Linked DNA regions of Homo sapiens: region 2 is linked to region 1. Evidence: chromatin loops called from intact Hi-C (ENCODE). Cell type or tissue: heart left ventricle. All regions are shown on one strand. Each heading gives the region's core, and the rest is flanking DNA. Links, peaks and the distances in the headings are about the cores only.

What was found. Hi-C counts contacts between places; a loop is a spot of excess contacts. Peaks named below come from ENCODE experiments on the same cell type or tissue, not always from the same donor. Only the 100,000 strongest peaks of a DNase experiment are listed, where the experiment ranks them.
Region 2: a loop joins it to region 1, with 2.2 times the contacts of the local background. A loop is called at or near these places in 24 of 110 quality-filtered maps.

Annotation. Positions count from the first base shown.
Region 1 is chr12:124,510,740-124,526,850 of GRCh38, forward strand. All of the region lies in intron 2 of NCOR2 (nuclear receptor corepressor 2), which reads right to left. It overlaps LOC105370047 (a long non-coding RNA gene), which reads left to right and starts at 2,483. Exons shown (of 3, transcript NR_188646.1): 1 at 2,483-2,958; 2 at 5,104-5,202; 3 at 5,724-6,059. RefSeq lists enhancers at 1,564-2,112, 2,113-2,661, 2,304-2,598, 10,274-10,826. In heart left ventricle, for the core only: no CTCF peak of the experiment used is centred there; DNase peaks (open chromatin) are centred at 6,752, 7,642, 7,952, 8,812 and 2 weaker places; H3K4me3 peaks cover 1,965 bases; H3K27ac peaks cover 2,500 bases.
Region 2 is chr12:124,452,495-124,454,994 of GRCh38, forward strand. The region is part of intron 8 of NCOR2 (nuclear receptor corepressor 2); the gene reads right to left. Among named protein-coding and RNA genes, the nearest start is that of NCOR2, 110 kb to the right of the region's middle. RefSeq lists enhancers at 468-1,306, 706-765. In heart left ventricle, for the core only: a CTCF peak has its summit at 1,090 (motif pointing right); DNase peaks (open chromatin) are centred at 1,147 and 1,584; H3K4me3 peaks cover 353 bases; H3K27ac peaks cover 2,401 bases.

The DNA.
Region 1 (16,111 bases), core at 6,721-9,220:
CCAGGCCAGGTCCTGCCAGCCAGAGGTGCCCATGGGCCGCCGCGGACAGGCTGTGGGCATCTCCATGTCCACTTGAGAGCCTGCTGCACACTGTCCACCCCGGGCCCAGGAGGAGACGAAAGGCCACATCCTCACCTCCCTCACGGCCCAGCTCCGTGACCTCCCTCATCAGAACCCGGAATCTGGACTCCAACCTGTGCTGCTGCATTTCCTCTCCCCCCACAGCCCCAAACACAAGATCCATGAAGCAAGAGTCACACCTTTGTGTCCCCCAGAGTCCCAGCACACTGCACATGGCAGGTGCTCAATAAATGTTTGCTGAATGCATGAACATGCTAAGAGCAAAATCGCAGACGTGGAGCTGAAGCTCAAAGACCAGTTTGCAAACAGAGAGACTGAGGCTGAGAGCACAGACAGGGTGTGCTTAAAGCCCAGATTTCGGGGTACCACCTACACCAGGCCAGGTCCATCAAAGGCAGCCGAGTGTCCCAAATATCAGGTAACTGACCCCAGGTCCACACAGCCGGCCGGCTCCACTCCAGGTCTCCAAGTGGCCGAGAACTCTGATCCCCACTCCTGGAAGCCCCAGTGCCAGCCCCCGTGGCGAGACTGTAAGGCCGTCAGTGCCACTAAGGAGCTGTGTGGCCTCTGCCAAGTAGCCTGCCCTCTCTGGGCCTAGTTTCTCCATTTGTCAAGGGCACCCGGCAAACCTGGGGCTTGCTGGGGGATGAGTGCAACCCGGGTTCTGCAGGAGTCACCAGACGCGTGGGGAAAGGGCGTCCGGGGCCTGGGGCAAAGCCGGGGTAGAATCCGAGAGCCTCCTGCCTCTGGGTCCTGTCCCCTTAGCAGGGCTGTCTGAGGGGACAGCGAACAGCAGGCGGCAGGTGGGGTCTAGGGCCTTGTGGATTTGGTTCTCGGCAAGAAAGGCAGGTTCAAGCAAGGCGTCCTTCCTGGAAAGTCCAGACTCCCCGAATGGGGCTTCATGCACTCCCAGGCACAAAGGGGTTCTCGGCCACCCAAACTTGTCCTGCACCCTCAGGCTTGGAGTGGGGAACAGTACCAACCCCCGCCAGGGCCAGTTCCCCCACCTCCAGAGACTGGCGTCGCCAGCTGTGTTCATTTCCTAGGGCTGCCATAAAAATGACCACAAACCAGGAAACTTAAAACAACAGTGATTTATTTTTATTTTTTTATTATTTTTTGACAGGGTCTCACTCTGTGGTCCAGGGTGGAGTGCAGTGGCACAATCATGGCTTACTGCAGCCTTGACCTCCTGGGCTCAATTGATCCTCCTGCCTCAGCGTGGGACTACAGGCAAGCCGCCACCACATCCGGCTAATTTTTGTGCTTTTTGTAGAGACAGGGTCTCGCCATGTTGCCCAGGCTGATCTTGAAATCCTGGGCTCAAGTGATGCGCCCACCTCGGCCTCCCAAAGTGCTGGGACTATAGGCATGAGCCACCTCGCCCGGCCAACGACAGCAATTTATTCTCTAACAGTTCTGGAGCCTGGAAGTCCAAAATCAAGGCGTCAGCAGGACCCTACTCCCTCCAGAAGCTCAAAGGGAGGCTCCTTTCTGCCTCTTCCAGATGCTGGTGGCTCCAGGCATTCCTTGGCTTGCGGCTTCAGCCCTCCAATCTCTGCCTTTGTCTTCCTGTAGTTCATGTAGTCTTGCTCTCTCCTCTTCTGTCTCTTCTAAGGACACTGGTCTTTGGATTCAGGGCCCACCTGGGTAACCCAGGATGAGCTCATCTCAAAACACATCTGCAAAGACCCTTTTATCAAATACGGTCTCTCTCTGACAGGGGCTGGGTTACTAGGACATGGACCTAACTCTTGGGGGTATCACCACTCACCCCACTCCACCAGCCCCCGCCTTTTCTGACATTGCCCATTTCCTGAAAGCTCACTCCCTGCCTAGCTCTGAGCCCAAGCCCCAGCGGAACCCCATGAAGCAGAGGGGGAAACGGAGGCACAGGGAGTTCAGCCGATGCCCAGGGGACCAAGTGGGGCCAAGGTTTGAACCTGGCTTTCCGAGTGGCCCCAACACAGTAGCCGCTGGGTATTGGCCTCCCTCCAGTTTACAGGAAACAAGGGACTCTCACGCCCACGCCTCTCGGCCGAGGGCCAAACTGACAGTGAGTCACCCCCACTCCACAGGCCAAGAAGCTTGAAGCAGCTCATCGAGGGGGACCAGACAAACGGTGGGGCCAGGGAGGGCTTCCTGGAGGCTCAGCTTGCTCCAGTGTCAACAGGGGAGCAAATCCCACCTCCCGCTGCTCTCTCGGGAGGACTCAGCGAGACCCTGGAAGGAGGCAGCTTGGCACACAGGCCCCTGGCAATCACCACCTCCCTGGTTATTAGCAGGCCTGGCCCAGCCCACACAGCTGCCCACCCAGCCTCTGACCCCAGCCACAGAAAGGGCCCATTATGACATCACAGGCCAGGAATTATGTTATTAGCCTGGGAAGGAGGCTGGCCTCAGGAACAAAGGGCTCATTGTCATGCAAATGAACGACTCCGGAGGAAGAGGGCAGTTCCTCCACTCTGGGGTGCCCCTCCTGCCCTCTAACTTCTAAGCCACACTGGAAACTGACCCCCAACCTTCAGAAGTGTGGGCATCTCTGGGCCTCTGCTCTGGGCTAAATGAGGCGCACTCTCTCAGCCTGGGAAACGGGCCCCTGCCAGTTCTGAGCCAGATCCCCAGAAAACAGGACCCGCCTCGGAAGATAGGGATAGTAGAGGGACTTTTGGGGATGAAACAGGATGATCCCCTTAACATGCTAAGCATGACCTTGAGCAAAGAAGCAACTGCCTTGGAAATGCCATTCAGTTGGTAATACTGCAGGCCTGCAGCTGTGTGTCTTTGAGCAAGCTGCCTACCCTCTCTGTGCCTTATCAGGAGAGGGTGACTCTGTGCCGACTTTACAAGGCTATGGGAAGGACACAATGAACTAAGGTATGTGGAATGCTCACCTCGCCTTGGTCCTCAACACACAAGGCTGAGGCTGTCACCACCCCTCCCCCACTCCCCGTACCTACAGCATCCCTGGGTTCCTTCTCATGACTGTATCTAGGAGGGGTAGCTCTCTTGGGATGCTTGGTGGGTACCCCAGTGGCAGTCAGAGAAAAAGCATGAGAACTTTTCCTGGTTTTCCAAATCATCCCCAAAATGCAGGGCCTCCTTCACCAGAGAGGCCCCATTTATGGGGAGGGGACAGGCTGAGGCCCCGTGGAAGACACTGAGTCAGGCACAACTGTCTCCTAAGTGCCTGCTACATACCCAGTGCTGGGGACACAGCGGTGACAAAGATGAACAAAATCCTGGATGGAGGGGTGCTGGAGTGTGAATGTTTATGTCCCCCCAAAATCTGCATGTTGAGACCTAATCACCACGGGATGATGTCAGAGCGTGGGGCTTCTGGGAGGTGATGAGCTGTCATGAGTGGGATTGGTGCCCCCAGAAAGCCGCCCTGCCCCTCTTCCTGGGAGAAGCCACCATCTATGAACCAGGAAACGGGCCCTCGTCCCATGTGACACCAAATCTGCCAGCATCTTGGTCTTGGACATCCAGCCTCCAGAACTGTGAGCAATAAAGTTCTATTGTTTGTGAGCCACCCAGTCCAAATAGACTAAAACAAGGTGGGGACAGGGGTGATGGGCATACCGCAGACCCTGGTGGTGACAGTGTTACAAGGAGTAGTGAAGGTGTCACAGGGAGTCACAACTGACATCAGGCCTCTCTCAGGAGGCGCCATTAGCAGAGGCCTATATCAGGGAGGCTGAAGGTCTCAGGAAAGGGTGTTCCCAGAAGAGGTTACAGCCAGGCCGGGTGTGGTGGCTCATGCCTGTAATCCTAGCACTTTGAGAGGCCGAGGCAGGTGGATCACTTGAGGTCAGGAGTTCAAGACCAGCCTGGCTAACATGGCAAAACCCTGTCTCCACTCAAAATACAAAAATTAGGCATGGTGGTATGCGCCTGTAGTCCCAGCTACTCAGGAGGCAGGAGAATCGCTTGAACCTGAAAGAAAGGTGGCCACAGCTCTGCACTCCAGCCTGGGGGAGTGAGACTTTGTCTCAAAAAAAAAAAAAAAAAAAAAGGTTATAGCCAGTGCAAAGGTCCTGAGGCAGGCCCATGATCAGGGGCCCCAAAGAACAGCAAAGAAGAGGCTCATGAGGCTGGATGCCCCCAAACCCTATCCCACCCCCATCTCTCCAGACCCTAAGCTACGACCCATGCCCACGGGACACAAGCCTCCACCACGCCACTCTGATGACAGGAACACCCTTACAGCAGCTCAGTCATGAGGCCCCCACAGGCCCTGCAGGCACCACGTGTCCCCCAGCCTGGGATGCTCTGGAGCCCTCTGTGATCCTGAGGCACAAAGCAAACTCTGCCTGGACCCCCTGGGATGTCCAAGGGACCAAGCTCAGTTACAGGCCAGCTTCATGGGGGAGTCCTCTACTAAAAATACAAACATTAGCTGGGCTTGATGGCATGCGCCTGTAGTCCCAGCAACTTGGGAGGCTGTGACAGGAGAATCGCTTGAACTCAGGAGGCAGTGGTTGCAGTGAGCTGAGATCGTGCCACTGCACTGCACTCCAGCCTGGGTGACGGAGTGAGACTCGGTTTCAAAAAAGGAAAAAAAAAAAAAAATCAAGATCCCAGGATCCTGTGTGCCCTTCACCCAGCCTCCCCCAAGAATAACATCCTGAGACAAACCTGAGACAACGACAATTCATCATCCATATCATAACTAGGAAGGCAGCATGGATATAGCCAGCCGTATGCAGATTGCAGCAGTTTCCAATGCACTCACTTGTGTGAGTGTGTGTGTGCATGTGCGCATGTATCTGTGTGGGTGTCTGCATGTGAGTATGGGTGTGTGTGCACGACTGTGAGTGTGCATATGAGTGTGAGTGTGCATGTGAGTGTGAGTGTGCGAGTATGCGTGTGCATGTTCGTGTGACTGTGTGTATGGTGTGTATGTTCACAAGTGTGCGTGTGAGTATACATGTGGGTGTGTGCGTGAGTGTGCATGTATGTGTGTGCATGTGTGAGTGTGCGCGTATTTAGTTCTATGTGTTCTTATCACATGTGCAGACTCCAGTGATCACAACCAGTCCATGCTGAGCTGCCTCGTCACAAAGGCCCTGGTGCTGACTTCTGTTCTGAACCTCACCCAGGACTCTTCTCCACCGGGTAGGAAAATCGAGTCCCTGAGGACTTTGGCAAAGGTCAGGGGCAGCCACGACACAGCTCTGTGGCCAACCCAAGTGGACACCAAGGCCCTGGGGGTGACAAGGGGACATGGATGAGAACCCCCCCGCCTTCGGAGGCCATTCTCGAGGTCCCAGGAGAGGCCCCATGACAATGAGACAGCGGGCAGCTGGTGCGGGGGGCCTGGACGCCCGGGGAACTCCCCACTGGCTCCTGCTGGCCCAAGAGCGGAGGCCCTGAGCCAGTCACTGGCCCAGCATCCGGTGTCACTTACAAACACAGGACGGCTGCCACCTTCTGCAGGAGAACTGGCCCTCCCGCGCCAGTCCCCAGGCCACACCAGGCACTGTGGGGGGTGCCTGGCCCAGGGCTGGCACGGAGGGGCTCAGGCTGAGTGGGAGACGGGGCAGAACAGGCAGGCATGGGGGGAGACCTGGGGATCCCAAACAAAGGCAGAGCCTGGGAAGCACCCACTCGACCTACCTCCCATTATCTGGACCCAGGTTTCTACAAAACATGAGAGCTCTCTGCAAAGAAGAAAAGAAAAATGGACGGAACTCGAACTTAAATCCAACCTTGTGGTTACAATTACGGAGGCCCACCCAGGCCAGCACTGTGCGGGCCCCTTCAGGCTTCTCTCAGGCTCTCCCGAGACACACCGGCAGGCTGCAGTGCTACCACTGTGGTAAAGGACAAGGAAACTGAGGCTCTGTGGGATTCCGGGACTTGCCCAAGGTCACACCATCCTTGAGGGGTCGAGCCAGGACTGGAACCTCAGTCCGGCCACTACAACTTCATAAATACCATCGCCCTGAGATGCTGAAATCCCAGGGGCCCCCCACCCTCAGACCAGGTGCCGGTATTGTCAGCATCGAGAAAACAAAGTGCCAGTGAATTATCAACTGTGAGCCTATTATGAGCTAGAAGGCAGGTTTCATTCACTCCCTTAAGCCATACAGCCTATGAGGTGGGGAAAGATGCAACTTCCATTTGCCAGATGGGAAAACTGAGGCTCAGAGACAGTAAGTGACTTGCCCAAGGTCACACAGCCAGGAAGTGTCCAACCAGGACAGGAACCCAGGCAGTCTGCCCCGCGTTCCCCCTAAAACTGCAGCTCCTTCTCCCGTCAGTCCCATGCTTGTGTAGACCCCACTGTGCCCCATTTTACAGACGAGGAAACTGAGGTCTGCAAAGGGGAGGCAACACGCCCAAGGTCACACAGCATAGAGAGGACGGAGCCAGGACTCAAACCCAGGTCTGTGGCAAAGGAGCAACATTGCCTGGAAGCCCAGCCCCCTCCCTTCCCCAGCCTGGGCTCAGAGGTCCCCAGGAGCCATTCCCGCCACCTCCCTATGGCCGCGGCGCACCCAGACCTCAGGACAAATCACTCCCTCATCCCCCCGGTTTGCAACTAAAGGCTCCTTGTGAGCTCGGGAAGCCCTTCCAACTTTCCAGTGTTTATCCCGGCTCCTCGCTGCCAAGTCCCTGGGCAAGCCTGGGCCGGTGGCGCTGATTTCAAACCAGACATGGGCACCGAGCCAAGCGCCACCTCGGTGGGGAGCCGGGCGCCGGGGCCGGGCTGCAGCGCTGCCTGCACCTGGCTCTCCCCTGCCTGAGCCCACCGCGGAGCCCCAGGGCAGAGCCTCGGGAGCGCCCACGATCACATGCCCTCCTGAAGTCAACTCCGGGAACAGAAGCCCCCTGAGCCCCCAAGGCTCGCCATGCTCCCCCCCAGGGACGCCGGATGTGCACCAAGGAGAGGAGCACAGTGCCCACCCGGGTCCCCTCCCACGCGGGCCGGCCAAGAAGCCTCACCCCGGCCTGCCCGGCCAGCGCCTCCGAGCGCTCTTTTCCGTGACTGCAGCAACTTCGTCCGATGAGACAGCCCTGCCCACCATCCCGCTGAGCTCAGGGCCGACAACACTGCGCTGCCAGGGGAGGGTCCAGCTGCCCCCATTGGCTGACCTGCGGCCGGCCACTCAGCCCCCAGCCCTGGCCACCACCTCCAGCGACAGAACTGGGGCTCTTTCCAGATGAATTCCTCGGCCCCCAATCAGCGCCCCTGCATAGAGCCTGCAGGCCACAGCCCCCCACCCCAGTCTGCGCCCACCTCCCCCGGCCGGGGTGACCCAGCCACACTGCACCTCCCTGCCCACTCCAAGCCCGGCGACTTCTCTTACCCGAGCACATGACCAACCTCGCTCACGTCAGCTCCAAACACAACTTGAAGTAACTCTCTCACAAGAAAAAAAAAGAAAAAGAAAAAAAGTGCCAGCCAGCGGGCCAGCAGAGTCCACACACACAGGCTGTGCTGCCGGCTTCCAGGAGGCACACCACAGCCAACATCAGACCCATCCTTCCTCCAGGATGACACCCGCAGAGGGGCGGCCCCAGAGGGCGGCCTCACCTTCCCGCGAGACTACGACTCCCATCCCGGCCCTGGAGGCCCTGCAGGGCCAGGCCAGGCCCCCCAGGCTCCCAGCCCGATGCCCCCCAAACCCGGGCAGGCCAAGGCCCACCGGCGACAAGTGCGGGGCCGCCTGACCCCACGGCTGGGCCGTGAACGAGACGTCGGGCCTCCAGCGATCCGTTCTCGCCTCTGCCACTCTGGGCCTATAAACACAGGGAATTACATAAGTCCACTCCTCTTGTTTGGAAGCCAAAAGTACGAGCTTTTTCTCCCAGCCTTGGCAGTAAGTAATAATTCCTCATCGCCATGGTAACCCTGGCGGGCTTCCAGCCGACACTCGGGAGCTGAAACACTGTGAGGCCTTTTTATAGCTCGGCTCTTCGCTCGCTGGCAGGCGAAAGAGAGCTCCAGCCCCGCTTCTCCCACTTTAACCCGCTTCCTCCCAGCCCGGACTGTCCAGCTTCGAGCCGCACCTGCACCTCCAACCTGAGCGTAGCTCTGGCGCCTTGGCTCCGGCCTGGTTCCGAACCCAGGCCTCGGCCCATCCCTCCCCCGTCCTCTGTCCCGAGGGCCAGATGGCCAGAGGAGCAGGCTCTCCCTTGCAAATATTTCTGTCCTCCTTTTAATCCTAGGAAAAGAAAGCGTGACCCCCTCACACTGGCATTCTGATCTGGGGTCATCTCGGTGACAGGCCTAGAAAAGAAGACGTGGCCAAATAATACACACACACACACACACACACACACACACACACACACACACAGGCCAACAATGATGGCTTGGTAGTCAGCCAGGAGTCTGAACCTTGGCTGCAATTAGCTGTGTGACTCAGAGACAAGTCTGAGCTTCTCTGGGTGTCAACTTTCCATCCGTAGAAGGGGCAGGCTGAGCTCTGCTTCTCCAAGTGCTCTGGAAAGCAGAGATGAGGCGCCAGAGGAAGCTGCTGGAGCTCCCAGGAGGCAGAGGAGGCTCCACCAGGGTCTCCAGATTCACTTCCCTGCCCCTAGCAGCCAAGAGTTGGGCCTAAGAATGTGTCCCTGGACAGCAGCCCACATGATGACAAGGGTCTGGGGGTGCAGATGTGAGGAAGGCACCCCTGGCAGAAGCATGGCAGATGTGAAGGTCTGGAGGCTGGACCACGCGGGTGTGTTGTCAAAGCAGAGAGAAGGCTGGTGTGGCCGGGGCGCAGGGGCGAGGCGGGGAGAGTTTGACGATGAGGTCAGGGAGCTAATAGGAGTGGAGGGGAAGTGGTCAGATGGACTCTGGGCCTGGCCTTCAACTCCAGCAATAACATTGTCATCCTTTTTACTCTCAGGAGCATCTTGAGAGTAATAATATTAATAACAATAACAGTGGCCACACACACCGAGCCCAGCAGCTCGGACTGTGTGCCCAGCACTGTGCTAAGCGGGTCCCCTGGTTCACCAGCTGGCCTCACACCACCGCGGCATAGGCAGGTATGCCCCTGAGCCGCCACACACAGACAGAGCAGGAGGCTGGCCCAGAGAGGGTAGGTGACTTGCCCAAGGTCAACAGCTAGTGGCTGAGCTGGGACTTGAACTGGGCAAGCCTGGCTTGTCTCCGCTATCCACGTGGTAATTCAGCCACAAGGAGTCACAGGAGGGTTTCAGGACTAAGACCAGATTTGCCTGTGACAGGGGCCCGTGGCCACTGGACTGGCAGGGGGCCCAGACTGGCCACGAGGGGATGAGCATAGTGGCTGCGGAGGCCCCTGGAAGCCAGATGTCTCCTGTGAACAGCTGGCCCTCTAGCCTTCCCCAGGAAACACCCCTGGGGGGTTTCCGTAGACCTGCCCCAAAGCCAAAGGTGGGATTCTGCTACTCTTACGCCTTCTTTTATAGGTAGGGAAACTGAGGCACAGGAAGGCACGGGCATATTTTTAGCCCAAAGATCCAGCACCATCTTCCCGCCCAGACCGTCGCCAAGACCAGGCGGGACCATGACACCCAGGCCAAACTGGCCCCATGCAAACACCACCAGGAAGCGGTGCCTGAGAGCGGCCGAGTCAGGCCTCACCACCTCCTTCTGTTCATTTTTGTTTGTTTTGGACACAGACCTGCATCCAGACCTTCGCCAAAGGCTGGCCCTGGAATCCACGGTAACTCCTCCCACCCCCTCAGAGCGACTGTGTGCTATGGGCAGGTTTGACACTGGGCATGTCTCTTCACGGCCACTCGTTCTGCTTCCTGTGTCTTCCCCGCCAGACACTCCGCAGCAAATTGTTTGTTGAGTGACTTAATGAAGACCACAAATCATCAAACACCAGAAACAGCCACAGGCAGCAGCCCCCAGACAGAGCCTGTGGCCAAAACCAAACTCATATTCAGAATAAGCCAGTGTCTGGTTATCTGCTCAGCAAAAGAACTCCCCATCACGCAAGCCTTCGACGGCGACCACCCCTCCATACTTCGAAAAAGCATCCCCTGGCCAAAATCTGCCGACAGGCCGCTTCCTGGAGCCCGTCTGCTGAGCAGAGCTTTGACGGTGGGAAAGATCGGTGAAGACCCCCCAGAATATGATTCACCGCAGGCCACAGGGGCCAGGACAGTGGGCCAAAGGGGGTCTGGAAAGGGGCAGGGGGACCTTAAGCTGAGTGGCCCCAGGCAAGGCCCCCAGCCTCTCGAGGCATCAGAAGGCTCAGCTGGCGAATGGGGGAGCTCCTGCCTGCTGCCTCTCTCGCAACCCAGGTCAACAGAAACTACATGTGTGGGGCCCAGGGGGGAGGTGGGGGCCAGAACTCTGAGGACCAGATCCAGACCCACAGCCGCAGCTACGCTTCAGCATCCGGCTCCAGCTGGAAGAGACCCCCACTCACTTCCTCCCCACACACTGCTGCTTCCTGGCCAGGCACAGATACGAGTGGAGCAGGGTGGGGGCAGGAGAAAGAGACAGCACCGTGAGCCAGACACGTCTGGCTATCTGCACCTCCTCAATCCCGGGCCCCAGGGCTCCGTGACCTGGGCAGCCTCAGTTTCCTCATCTGAAAAGCCACTTAGATATCAAATGGTTCTATTGATGTATGCCACACAATGGAATTCCGCCATATAAAGGAATGAAGGACTCACACCATTCAACACGGATCAACCTCAAACACATTGTGCGGAGTGAAAGAAGCCAAAACCCACAGTGCATGATTCCGTCCAGGAGAAATACCCAAAATAGGTAAGTCCACAGAGGCAGAAGGCAGATTGGTAGCTGCCAGGGGCTGCGGGAGGCGGCAACGTGAAGTGACCCCACCGGTACAGGGTTCCTTTTGGGGTGATGAGGACATTTTTTGGATAGAAGGGGTGGGTGCTCAACATTGTGATTGTACTAAGAACTCATGAACTGTTCATGTTAAAATGGTAAATTATATGTGATGTGAATTTCACCTCAACTGAAAATAAATAGGCCGGGCGCAGTGGATCGCTTGAGGCCAGGAGCTCAAGACCAGCCTGGCTATCATGGCAAAACCCCATCTCTACTAAAAATACAAAATTCAGTCAGGTGTGGTGGCGCATACCCGTAATTCCAGCTACTCAGGAGGCTGAGGTAAGAGAATTGCTTGAACCAGGAGGCAGAGGCTGCAGTGAGCCAAGATCATGCCACTGCACTCCAGCCTGGGCAACAGAGCAAGGCCGCATCTCAAATAAACAAATAAATAAACAAAAAGATGGTGTTGCTGAATGCACACCACTCCAGCCCAGTTTACCGACTTCCTGAAAGCTGGGTCCAACTCCCAGCAGGTAGGAGTTCCTCACCCAGGCCTGGAGCTATCAGACATTCGAGAAGCATCTGCTGAGCCCCTACTGTATGTGCTGAGCACTGGAAATATGGCAGTGAACAAGACAAAATTACATTTTACATTTTAATTTTAAAATACATGAGTGATTAAAATAAAGTTCACAACTGTATTCGTTTCCTGTGGCTGCTATAACAAATTATTACAAATTGGGTGGCTGAAACCAGCGACCTATCCTCTCACAGTTCTGGAGGCCAGAAATCCAAGCTCAAGGTGTCACCAGGGCCACACACCCTCCAAAGACTCTGCAGGGGGAGCCTTCTCTGTGTCTTCCAGTTCCCAGTGGCTCCTGGCGTTCCTTCCGTCTTCACGTGGACTTCTCTGCTGTGTGTCTTCTCTTAGAACACTTGTCATTGGATTTAGGGCCCATCCTATTCCAGGATGATCCCATCTTGAGACCCTTACCTTAGTGACATCTGCGAAGACCTGTGGTCCAAATAAGGCCAAGGTCATATTCACAGTTTCCAAGTGTACCTATGTTTCATGGGCCATGACTCAACCCACTACCAAAGCCAAGACCTCAAAGTGGCAGCAGTCGCATGCCCGGAAACACCTTTGGTGCCCCTTTCCTTTCCCGCTAGTTCCAGAAAACTGGCTGGAAGCTGCAGAGGAGAGCTCCAGGGATCTCCGGGATGGCCCCAGGGCCCCCCTATAGCCGACAGAGCTGGAAACAGACCTGAGAGATCCCACAGCCACCCTCTCCGGCCTGAGCCTGCTAAAAACTGGCCCCAAGGAACCCAAATCCCCTTCCCTGTGGCAGGCATCCATGAGCCAGCCACTCGTGGGCAGCTTGAGGAAAGGGGCCTGCCTCCTGGATGGGGAGGCCAGACACAGGCCATCACCTCTGCCCCTAAATAAAGACACTCCCCAGACCAAAATGCATCCTATTTCCCCATCCAGGCCCGGGATTCTTCTCCACAAAAGCATCAAAATGAAGCCCTGACCACGTTGGCTAAGGGAAGCCAACGGTACTCCAGGGCTGTTTTTCTGCATGTTGTTTTTATTTTTAAAAGGGGCCGCCCCCACCCACAGCAGCTGTGAGCTGGCAGCTGGCAGAGTTAATTGCTCACTCAAGACTCACTTCCAACTGCAGCACCATCCGGCACGCCAGAATACCATGGGCACCCAGCAACTGGCAAGGACGGCTGGGGGCAGGGGGCAGGTGGCTGCCTGTTCTGGGGCTCCTGGGAACCCACACCCCGGTGGCAGGGGCAGCGGCAGAGGAAAGAGGAGTGCCCAGGAATGCTCCACGCCAGCCAGCTGGATCCCAGGGACCTAACCCGGGAAGGACACATCACGCCGGCCAGCATCACCCAAGCTCTCAGTGTGCCAGGGTCAGTGGGCTTCACGCGGCCTCCACTGTGCCTTACAACCGGCGTGTCCAGTCTTTTGGCTTCACTGGGCCACACTAAAAGAACTGTCTCGGATCACACATAACACTAACACTAACCATAGCTGATGAACTAAAAAAAAAAAAAACAAAAAACCGAAAAACAATCTGTTTTAAGAAAGTTTACAAATTTGTGTTGGGCTGCATTTAAAACCGTCCTGAGCCGCAGGTTGGACAAGCTTGCCTTACAACAATCCTATGGGGTGCTGTCATACCCATTCCATTAATACATACTGGGAAACTGAGGCAGAGAGCAGTGAAGTGACTTGCCCAAGGGGACGGGGCTGGGAAGTGGCAATGTCGGTTTTGAACTCAGCAAGTGTGAAACCCGCATCTACGACACTAACCACTAGACTATACTGTCTCCAAGAATGTCAGGCCCCACTGGAGACATGGTATTGTTCTCTGAGAAACTGCTGTGGCCGTGGGCCTTGACTTTCAGAAATGGCATCTCCAATGGTGTCAGACGTGACTTCCCAAGACTTGAGACCTTCTGGAACAGCCCATGGGACATTCTACCCAGATCACAGTGGGGACAAAATACTTTAAAAGTCACTGCTAAGAAGAGGCTATAAAATGGTGACAGCCAGTTGTGGCCATGAAGAAAACTTGTTCTGGCCCATTCAATGTTTTTTAAAAACTAGGCCATTCCTTATAAAATCCAGATTTCCAGCTTCTCTTGGAAAACCATCAGAATACCCAGCATGCCAGTTAGCCACAATCCCCACTCCTCCCCTTTGACCTGCACTGACTCACTCACTCCTTTCCTCCCTGTGTCTGAGTTTGGGACATCCCCTTATCCCTTCTTTGGCCACCTCCTCTTGCTGTTGCAAACAGTGAAACAAATGTCGAGGACCTCACTCAAACAAGAGAAAGGAGTGTCCCTCCTGGGATGCCAGGTGACTCTCCTTCTCCTTGGCTGGCTGGGCTGGGCTGGTGGCATGAGCCTGTCTGAGAACAAGGCCCGCATGGAAGGAGGCACAGCTGAGGCAAAGCCAGCTCCCAGAGGCATTGTTTGAGCACCTAGATCCAGCCGTGCCTGAACGTGTCCTACCCTGGCCACTCTGAGGACCCATCAACTCCCCGTCATAGCCTAACTCGGCTCGAGTGTGTCTCTGCCACAACTCAGGAGCCCTAACTAACTGCCCCTAACTAATCACCCCCAGGTCTCCCCTTGAATGACTCGTCCCTGGACGCCTGGCCTGATGGAAGACTAATTCAGCTCTTGCCTCACCCAGGTGAATGCCTGAACCTCGTCCTCACAACCCTCACCACCCGCGATAGCACTTGCTTGTTTAACTGACACTCCCCCTCTGGATACTAAACTCGAAGGCACAGGCAATGTCCAACTTCTCCACCATTCTCATCCCAGTGACGTACATGAGTCCGGAACATGCCACGTGCCCAATACATGTAAATTAAAACCATGTAAATACATGGAAATTAACTATGGAGCAAAAGAACAAAAGGGAAAGGCAAAAGTCATTAAATTTGACTTCTGCCTTAAATGTGAAAAACAGCCCAGCCCTGGAGGTCTGCAGGACAGTCTCAGATCCAGGAAAGCCCTCCTGGGGCCCCCCTGCTCTGCTCCAGCCATTACAGAGTGGGAAACTGAGGCACAGAACCCCAATCAGCATGCCTGAAACATGGTGGCCGGAGGGCCTTCGCGCCTGCTGTTCCCTCATCCCCCTTCCTTTCACATAGTGGGTGCCTCCTTATTGTCCAGGGCCCAGCTCAGATGCCACCTCCTCAGAAGCTACCCTGGAATTCTTACCTAAAATGAGTCCCCCGAAACTGAAGTCATCCCTACCTCCCCACCCTGTATTATTTCACAGGCAGCATTTTCTTGCCTTGCAAAATCGTGTTTGTTTTTTGGCACTGCCCATCTCCCCATCAGCCTGTGTGATCCATAAGGCAAAGCGCCGCATCTTGTTTGCTGTTTGCCATCCCCTCAACCAGGAGGAGGCCGTGGGGACACCAATCTGGCTGCAGGGAGGCAGGAAGCAGATGTCCCACGTCCTGACCATCCCACACTGCCCAGAGCAGCTGCTGCGTGCCTGAGGGCCCTACGTGGCACATGGAGGCTGTCCCACAGCTGGCATGGCCCTGCCAAGAGATCCAGGCTGGCTGCGGCAGTGATCGGCGTACCCACGGGGCAGAGGGAGGGCTGCAGGTGGCACCTGCACCATCCACACGATGAAAAGCAGCTGCCGTGGAGTCAGGCGTTCTGGGTTCACATCCTAGCTCTGCCAACTGGGCGACCTTGGACAAGTCCCCTAACCTCTCTCTGCCCTCAATCCCCTTAACTAGAAAACAGGGCTGATCATAATAGCACCTACTTTCTAAGGCTGCTGCAAAGAGTACATGCGTGTATGTATGGGGTGCACGTTAGAAATTGTAGTTAATGTTAATAATAATAATACTGGCAACTCACACACAGCACTGAGGCAAGAAAAGGATCAGGAAATGTTAGCTTTTATGGTAAATATGGTATTTGCTCTGTGCCAGGTCCTGTTTGAAGCATGTACACACATTAGTCCCTCCAAGATGGGCTTATGATTATTCAATGTGAGTGTTCCAGCTCCTCCAGGCAGCCTCCTTGGATTGCTCCAACCCCCAGGAACACCATGGACACACACAATTCTTCATGTGGGTCTTTCCTCAACTCCTCTCTCCACCCCAGGTGACAGTGAGGGGCAGGGAGAGCCCCAAACCCCGCAAGCCTGAAGTCAGCACCAGGGGAATGTGTGAACCCCCACTCCCATCCAAGCCACGGCCCAGCAACGCAGGCCCTGTCCGGCTGCACAAGTACACCCTGTAAAGTAAAGGGTGTTCCCTCCCTGGGCCCCCAGTAGAGGCCCAGACATCCCAAGGGTTCAGGCCCCACTGCCTCGTACAGGACCTGGAGTCTGGAGATATGGAGAGGCACCATGGAGGGAACAGGTGTGGGCTGTGGCTGGGCACCCTGGAGCTGCATGGACAGCGAACGAGGACAAGACTGCCCCCAGCCACCCCCATCCTCTGTCCATGCCCAGCACATGCTCAGGTCCTGAGGAGAAACCACGAGGTGGGGCAGCTGGTCTCCTCTCCCCCGCGGACAGACAGGACGCTAACCAATCAGCCACAGCAAGAACCCCAGCAAAGCCAGCCTGGGGTGCACACAGCTCCCTGCGCTTCTCGGAGAGGACAGGCAGCCCCTTCCACGTCAGGCACATGAGGTGGCCCCCGCTCCCCAAACCAAACAGTAAGAAGCAGCTAGAATCCCAGCTTCACCACCTCCCAGCTGTGT
Region 2 (2,500 bases), core at 1-2,500, 65 kb before region 1:
GTCAAAGAGGACCTACTTCACGGAAATTTTGGATAGCCCAGAAAATTTCAGACTTGGTGAAATTTGGTGTTTGTCTTGTTTTGGTTTTAAAGATAGCAAACAGCCGAAGGGGGCCAGAAAGGGGCTGGAAGCCCACAGCACGCAGCCCTGGGAGGGCGAGGTGGGCAGAGGGGACAGTGCTTCTGCGGCACAGGGCGGGTGCAGAAATGCAGGACCGGCTCCCGGGGGCAGCAAGAGCCCGGTCAGCCTCCAACCCACCAAAGCCACAGGGGAGGAAGGCCACTTCCACTTGGTGGCCTCCTCCCCTGCCCTGTAGATAGGGACACAGCCCCTGCTTCTCAAGGCGGCCATCGGTGAGGGGCCCACAAGGCGAAGGCCCCGAAGGACTGAGGATACTGTGGGGTGCTGCGGCCTCTAAACAGGAACTGCCCCCCTGGGAGGCACTCACCAGCCACTCCCCGAGGCCCCTGAACCCCAGGAGCCCAGGGGAGGCTCTGGGCCCAGAGCTGCCTGGAATGCCGTGCACCGCCATGGCAACAGGCTGAGGACAGCCATCTTGGAAAGCCCAGAAGGGAGTGGGGGGAGGGAGGGACAGTGACATGTCCTGGCAGGTGCATTGCTGAGGGGACGCAGGGCCCGAGGGGACTCCCCAACATCCCCCTCATCCTCTGCAGAGAGGGCTGCACAAAGGCCTGGCGGCTCCCAGCCCAGGCTAGCCGGGGTCCCCACATGGGGCCATGAGGCACCTCCACAGCCACACAGGCTGGGGGGCATGGCTGGCCCCTGTCCCTCACCCCCAGGCCTTATCCTCCCGGGAGAAATGACCCCTGGGGGGACTCACGCCAGTGAGGGAATCGAGGCCTAGATGCGTGTGGAGCCTGGGGTGGTAGGGGCGGCACCCAGGAGGCCCCAAGGTCCAGCTCTCTCTTGCTCAGCCTCCGTCTCCTCTAAAATCAGAGGCACAGCCACTCAGAGGGCAGAAAGAGGGCAAAGGGGAGCAGGTGCCAGACGCAGGGCGCAGGCAGAGATGAGGCATGGTGGTGACTAAGAAAGCCAGCAGGGGCCAGGGAGGAGGCGGCCCCCCTCGGGCTTTGAGCCAGCCAGCAGGGCCACCAGGAAGAGCCAGAGTCCCAGGCGGCCTGAGCTGGCAATAAATGAAGTGACAGCCCCAGCCCTCAACCCGCTGGTGACACCAGCTTCTTAAAATAACGCCTTGGAACAGGAAGGAAGCAATGACTCAAAGCGGCAGAGAGGTCGGGGCTGCTGGGCACGCCCTCCACCACTGCGCCCGCTCCCAGCCTGGTCCAGTCCCCACAGCTGGGCTGGAGGGGCCGTGCCCCACCATCTCAGTGCCCCCGACCCCTGGTTAGCACCTCTGGTGCTATTTTCATCCTTTCCAATGCAAATTCCTCCAGGAAGGCCACAGGGATCCGTCCCTGCCGAGGGGAGGGGCGTTGGAACTGCAGCTTCTGATGGAAGACACCCTGGGAACTGGACTCTGTGACCCACAGCACCTCAGGCCGTCCCTGGCCCGGGCTTCTGGCACCCAGTTGGTAGACAGGACCCTGCAGAGGGTGCACCATGCAGCTGCCTCTGCTTGGAGGATGCCTGTGGCCACTCGGGCCTGGCAGATCTGTGCAGAACTGGCCGGCCGCTCTCCCAGGGGCTCAGCACACCTCCACGCCTCATCTCTTGCTGTGTGGCCCGGCACAAGGCACTCCTCTCACTGAGCCTCATCCAGAAAATGGGACGGCAACAGCTCTGTGAGGCGTCCTCCCTGTCCCCACTGACTGGCACCAAGCCAGGGGCCTTCAAGAGTCCAAACACTAGATCTTAGCCTCCTGTGCCATCAGCCTTGTGGAAGCCTCTGCTCTGAGATCCCCAAGTGGAAGACAACCCCGTCCCCTTGTCTCCAAAGAACCAGAGAAGACTCACTGTGGGGTCCCTGGTTCCAAAGCTTCTGACACCAGCAGCTGCCCACCCCCATCTGCCCACAGACTCCCACGGACAGGGGCTTCCTCGCCTGTGTTCCTCGGGCCCTAAGACACAGGCCCTTTCCCCCAGGAGGCCCCCGGGGACCAATCAGGAAACGGGAGCGGGAGGACCCGGAAATCTGGAAATGCTTGGGAACTTCATCCAACCCTGCCATCCCTATTTGGCAGAAAAGGAGAAACCGAGGCAAGAGGCAGCTTACTGGTGGAGATGTAAAATGGTACGGCCACTTTTCGGCCACTTTGGAAAACAGTTGGGCAGTTCCTCAAGGGGCTAAACAGGGTTAACAGAGGATCTAGCAATTCCACGCCTAGGTACACACCCAGGAGAAATGAAGACGTACGTTCACATGGAAACGGCACACTAATGTTCACAGCAACTTTATTCACAATACCCCAAATATGCAAACAATCTCACGTCCACCGACTGATGAGTGGGTAAACAACACGTGACCTACCCCTACAGTGAAATATGATTCAGCCACAAAAAGGAACGAAGGACCGACCCA